Regions from separate parts of the Homo sapiens genome. Here region 1 is linked to region 2. Evidence: chromatin contacts called from ENCODE Hi-C data. All regions are on one chromosome and are shown on one strand. Each heading gives the region's core, a stretch centred on a gene start or an enhancer-like site at or near the end of the contact. The rest is flanking DNA. Distances are from core to core; before and after follow the strand shown. Region 1 holds the start of LRRC58 (leucine rich repeat containing 58). Region 2 holds the start of HCLS1 (hematopoietic cell-specific Lyn substrate 1).

Evidence for each region. A loop is a pair of places that touch in the nucleus more often than their neighbours do. Pooled maps may share reads with other maps.
Region 1: a loop to region 2 is called in a map of CD8-positive, alpha-beta T cell, with 8 times the contacts of the local background. The contact joins the promoter of LRRC58 here to the promoter of HCLS1 in region 2. A Hi-C loop is called at or near these places in 2 of 168 maps with a recorded cell type or tissue (both CD8-positive, alpha-beta T cell), 1 of 37 single-sample maps with no recorded cell type and 7 of 50 pooled maps.

The regions. Positions count from the first base shown.
Region 1 is chr3:120,347,824-120,350,808 of GRCh38, reverse strand. LRRC58 (leucine rich repeat containing 58) reads left to right here and starts at 1,455. Exons shown (of 4, transcript NM_001099678.2): 1 at 1,455-2,065. The coding sequence starts at 1,566. It also overlaps the pseudogene BTNL12P. RefSeq lists a silencer at 1,460-1,789 and an enhancer at 2,140-2,189.
Region 2 is chr3:121,659,438-121,662,274 of GRCh38, reverse strand. HCLS1 (hematopoietic cell-specific Lyn substrate 1) reads left to right here and starts at 1,372. Exons shown (of 14, transcript NM_005335.6): 1 at 1,372-1,455. RefSeq lists enhancers at 1,100-1,149, 1,340-1,529.

The sequences.
Region 1 (2,985 bases), core at 206-2,705, 1.3 Mb after region 2:
CAAAGCACTGGGATTACAGGCATGAGCCATGGCACCTGGCCAACTCTTATTTCTGAATTATGTTTGAATCCTTTCTTTTTCTCATTTTACATTACGTTCCTATCACTTTTTAAAATCCAAGATAAATATTTTAAAGCAAAAACAACTATTATTTTAAATATTTGTTATTTTCAGATATTAGGACTACTGTTAGAATGCTGGCTTGACCCAAAATAAGGTCTGTTCTTAAAAGGACTCTTTCAAAACAGATGACTCATCAGTTTTAAAAAGCATTCCACCATTAGCTTAAACATACAAAGTACGTCCTTCTAGGACTACCACTCAATCAGAAATTAAAGTTTGACTGCAGAGTAAAGGCATAGTTTCTCATACAAATAAATGACTGGCAAGAAAAAAACGACTTTCCTTTTTTAAGGAGGAAAGCAATTTAATGTCGTTGATTATACACGACCACTTAACTTTCTTATGTATAAGCTTTGTTAAAAAAAAAAAAAGCTAAGCATTTTTTCTCATTTCTATTCATTACTTTTCAAAATCATAAAATGTAATTTCAGAAAAGATTGAGTTTGGGACAAGGATGAAAAATACGTTAATTAGAATTACTAAATTAGTACCAGATCAGGATTTTCCCAAACTGTAGTTTTGACCTGCAGTACAAACTCTATGCTTTGAGTTTTTAAACTAACTCATTAATTTGAGCTATCTCAAATCATGCAACCGCCTCCATATCTCCCAAATTCACTCCTAGACACAACTTACACCAAAAGCCACGTATGTGCTTCTACAATTAAAACGGGCAAAACGTCCTTACTTGATACACATTTCTGCCTTAAAAAAGAAAAAAATAATTCTGTGGGGCAAGTAGTGCGGGTGTTACCCATATTTTATGCATGGGGCAACTGAAATCAAATCCCTGCCCTAGGCTATTTAACAGCGGAACCTCCAGTAAGGGTCCGGGGGTTCTGAGGTCTAGTCCAGCTGCGTTCACATTTCGAGGTCGGCTTTGTTAATCCTCGGACTTTAAATTCCTGCGGTTTTCTGTCATGGAGCTAAATCACCACTAAATTACTGTGTGCTCACAGAGTCCTGCAGACACGGGCCCCACTTTTAAACTGAAAAACAAGCGGGGGACGGGGGGGGCACGTGACGCGCGAACCCTCAAGGCGAGATAACCGAACATCCTTGGGCTGTTTGCCGAGGCAGTCTTGTAGCCCTGGAATAGGTCACCAGGCTCCAGCGACTATAAAGCGCGGCCGCCGAAACCCGGTCCGGCTCAGATGACAATTTGGCAGCCTCTGGGTGTCTGCCTCAGTTCTGCGCAGCCCATGCTGCGCTCTTGCCACTCCGCGCCCCGCGCCTCGTGAGGCAGAGCCCGCCCCGGAGCGGCGCGCGCACCCCAGGACTCGCGTCGCGTGACTCGGCCAAGGCGCGCAGGGTTTGCGCCCGCCCGCGCCACTTCCGACTCAGCCCTCGGTTCAGGTTCCGGGGCGCCGCAGAGCTCCCGGCCTCTGGACCGCGCGCGGCGCTCTGGGGAATCCGGCGCCACGCGCCGTGCGGTGGCCAGGATGGAGGAGGCCGGAGCAGCGGTGGTCACGGCCGGGGAGGCCGAACTGAACTGGTCCCGCCTCAGCGTGTCCACCGAGACGCTGGAGTCTGAGCTGGAGGCGCGGGGGGAGGAGCGGCGCGGGGCGCGGGAGGCGCTGCTGCGGCTGCTGCTGCCTCACAACCGTCTGGTGTCGCTGCCACGGGCGCTGGGCAGCGGCTTCCCGCACCTCCAGCTGCTGGACGTGAGCGGCAACGCGTTGACCGCGCTCGGGCCGGAGCTGCTCGCTCTGCGCGGCCTGCGCACGCTGCTGGCCAAGAACAACCGGCTCGGCGGGCCCAGTGCGCTGCCCAAGGGCCTGGCCCAGTCGCCGCTCTGCCGCAGCCTCCAGGTGCTCAACCTCAGCGGCAACTGTTTCCAGGAGGTGCCTGCCTCGCTCTTAGAGCTGCGCGCGCTGCAGACCCTGAGCCTGGGCGGCAACCAACTGCAGAGCATCCCGGCTGAGATCGAGAACTTGCAGAGGTGAGCGGGTGTGTGCCGGAGGGTGGGGAGGCCTCGGGCGGTGTCCGGGAACCCTGGGGCGCCGGGCCTGGGCACCTCAACGTTTGTCACGTAACTATTTCCAAGCTTTCTCTTTAACTGTGCGGTAGTGAGTTCTGCCCAACCATCTCAGCAAGTTGTTGTAAATACCTAGTATGTTCGCATGTGTGACTGTTTGGTGTGTTGTGTTTGGCCTATGCAGATTCTCGAGGCATTTTTTCTGTCTTCCTTATTGAATCTGGGGCGTGATCCAAACTGAGTGGAAACTCAAAACAGATGTAAATCAGAGGTTGTCACTTCTTTGCTCAAAAGTCTTCCGTGGATTTCCATCTCTATAGATCAAAGTACGTGCCTTTGAGCGTGGCGTACAAGGTGCTCTGATCTAACCCTTGCTTTCCACTACATTTGCAGCTTCCTCTTCTCTGTGGCAGTACCAACTACCATTTGTGGAGTTCAGTGACCTATGCATTTTCCCACGTAGAGAAAGCAGCTTGGAGTTGCTGGTAGGCACTCAGTATGTGTTGAATGGATGCAGTGCCTCTGTACACGTGCTGTTTCCCTTGCTTGGAATGTTTCCTTCACCTGGCAAACGCCTATCATCCTTCAAAAGCTATCTCAAGTTAATCATCTCTGTGATTCCTTTTTTACTACTCCCTGCACAACAATTTTTTTCGTTACTACTCCCTGCACAAAAAAGTACAGCCTATGCTGTACTTTCTCTGTGCTTCATTCATCTTGCCTTTGCATTTACCTTATTGGATATGATTCCTTGTTTACAGGAATTATCTGCTTCACCTACTAGATTATGCAGTAAATATGTTAAATTTAACTTTAGGAGGAAGCAGAGAAACAGGATAATAAAAGTGCCCGGTGGGGGAGTGGGAAATAGAGCCAAATGTATT
Region 2 (2,837 bases), core at 123-2,622:
TCTTGGTGTCATCTCTGATTAATTTCTATATTTTCTCTAGAGAACTATGTACCTGGATGGTGTGTCACATCATCTAGTCTAAATCGTATTTTGACACTACATGAGGATTCCAAGTGATTTTTCTCTTGTACAAACGTACTCTTCCTTATCATAACTTTGGTACCACCATGATAAATAGGTAATAAAGTAGAAGGAATAAATAAAGCTCCCCCAGGCATAGAATCCTTAGATTTGGAAGTGACAGAGGCTTCATATTCCTAATGCAGAAAAGTGCCTGTATCATGGGCCAGTTTCATCCAGTCCTGCTTAAACTCCTTGGAGGATGCACCGTTGTGAACAAATCAAGAAGTCCACAATCAAGATTAGGAAAGGCTAGGTCAGATACAATAACAGACACCCTCAAATTCTCAGTAGCCAAAACAAAGGACTATTTTTTAGTGAAAGACTCCAATTCCCCCACATGGTGGATGGGGCTCCACTTGTGTTCTTTCTCACTCAGGGACCCAGTCTGCTGGAGGAGCCAATATGGAGAATTGCAGGTTGCCTTGGGCAGTGGTGAAAGCATGGCAAAGCTTGCAGTGGTCTTACGGCCTCCGCCAGAAAGTGGTATCTGTCACTGGCCAAAACAAGTCACCTGAGTAAGTCTGACTTCAAGAGGGAAGGGAGGGGCAGCAAGTCTTGACACGCAGTAAAACAGGATACCACAAAGACCTTCTTCCATCAGCTGACCAGCACCTGGTTCTTTCAGAATTCTTCCTACGCTCTAGAGCCAAATCTTTAGTTTGTTAGCTCAGACTCCACAGTGCCCCAAACAAGCTAGGAAACTCTCCTTCCATGTCTTGCCTTTTCCCTCATGAGTTATTCTCTTCTGGCATTCAATTGGTCGACGTTTATTTGAACATCTATATGAAAACTCCACTTTTAAGTGCTGTGGGTAATATAGGGGTGAGTTTCTTTTTAAGTCTTATGCTTCAAAACCCACATATAAATCACTTTTCCCATAAAGCCTTTCTTGATGAATACACCCAATACCAAATGCTCTGAATTCCTTTACTGTCTCAAATGTAACTGCCACCCTATTTAGGACACAATGCTGTTCTACAGCATTCTCTAATGTGTTTTCTGGTTGAATGTTTGTTTCTCTCACTGGATTACAAACTCAGAGTCAAAGCAGCATTTTCTATGACTGCTCTATGACCCCCATTGTCAAAACCTTGCAAAAGACCAGGCACAGAAACATTTAATCCTTTTAAAATTTAAGTGTCTAAAGCAGAAGGAACTGACTCAAATTTCAGGAAGTAGCTGTGAGGATGGGGTGGCAGGAAATGACGAAAACCTGAATACGGAACTGAAGCAGCAGCTCAGTTTCTCACTCCGAAGTGGCAGCAGCCAGAGAGGGAGTCGGTGTGGACGCGAGGAGCCGGGCGCTTAGAACAGAGGCTTGCACAGGTGGAGGTGGGTACTCTGAGCCATGGGACAGTTGGGAAACACAGAGTAAGAGTTGAGGAGGAACCTACCTGGCTCTTAGTCCTTGGTGATGGGCAAGGTCACCACTAGTAGGCTTTTATCCTTTTATGGCCAGAAGGCCTGGTTGTGAGTGGTTGTAGCAAATCAGCATCTGGAGATAGAAACAAAAGGGAGGGGCTTAAACCCAAGGCAAGTGTTTCAGGAGCCATCTAGCACCAACATCAAGCAAAGTGTTGCCTGGTTTCTGCTGACAATCTACAACCCACTCTAAGGCCTGTCTCCCCTAGGTACTGAGCTGGGAGGAGGACCACAGGAGACGAAAACAGTGTCTGCCCTTGAAGAGCATATGGTCTCAGGGAAACAAACCCACACAGGAAATGTAACAGATCAGGAAGTAGTCACTGATGTACACTAGCACTGAGTACCAAGTGCTGATGGAGCCCAAGAGAAGGCATGATTGTTCTGCTGGGGCTAGTTTCTGTGTTCGTAGATCACAGAATCTCAGAATGTCAGAAATCAAGGAGACCACAGATGAGCTACGTTAACCCCTTCATTATTTTCCACTGGGAAAATCAGAGATAATTGCTGATTTGCCAAATTATTAAAGTTAGTATTTCTTAATCGCCTGGTCTGATACCTGGCAAATGAGTACCTACTCTGTTGATGCCCTTGTGATGGTCCCTCAGAGGCTTAGTCACAGAGCTGGGGTGACAGCCAGGGCTTCTGACTCCCAGTCTGTGTACTTTGATGCAGGAGGTCAGCATCGCAACAAGGCCTCACCAGATTACTCTCTGGTTCTCACCTCTAGATAGCACTTCTTACCTTTCTGGTTTCTGGTCAATAGGTCAAGGATATTAGATAAATTGTCTCTATTTCAGAAACTCTTTATTTCAAAAATGGGTGAATGGGAGAGTCAGGCTGAGGCCTCAGAGGAGCCACAGGAAGGAGGATGGGACCATCAGTCCTCATTGCTTCCTTATTGCTCATGACTATTTCAGAAACTTCTCCATTCCAGTTTTCTGTGTGACAGTCCTTTTGTTGTTGCACAGCAGCCCAGGAGCCAGGGGATGAGAAGCAGAGGGGTAGTAAGGATGCAGGTAGTAAGGATGTTTTGCTGTCTCCAACCGCATCAGGGAAAGCCAAGCTGCTTTCAGCCATGACTCCCGGCTGACTCAGTCAATATCTCTCCGGTGTCCCCTTAGCATCTCTTTAACTGATTTACCCAGACTTCCCCTGGGCTGGTTTTTAAGAGGTTGCTCAATGGAGAAGATGGAGCTTTCAAGTGGAAATAGAAAACTGGAGAATCTGAAGGCCTAGGTGGAGACAGGAGAACCCGAGGAGTGGTTGTAAAGGGACTCTTTGGAGACGAT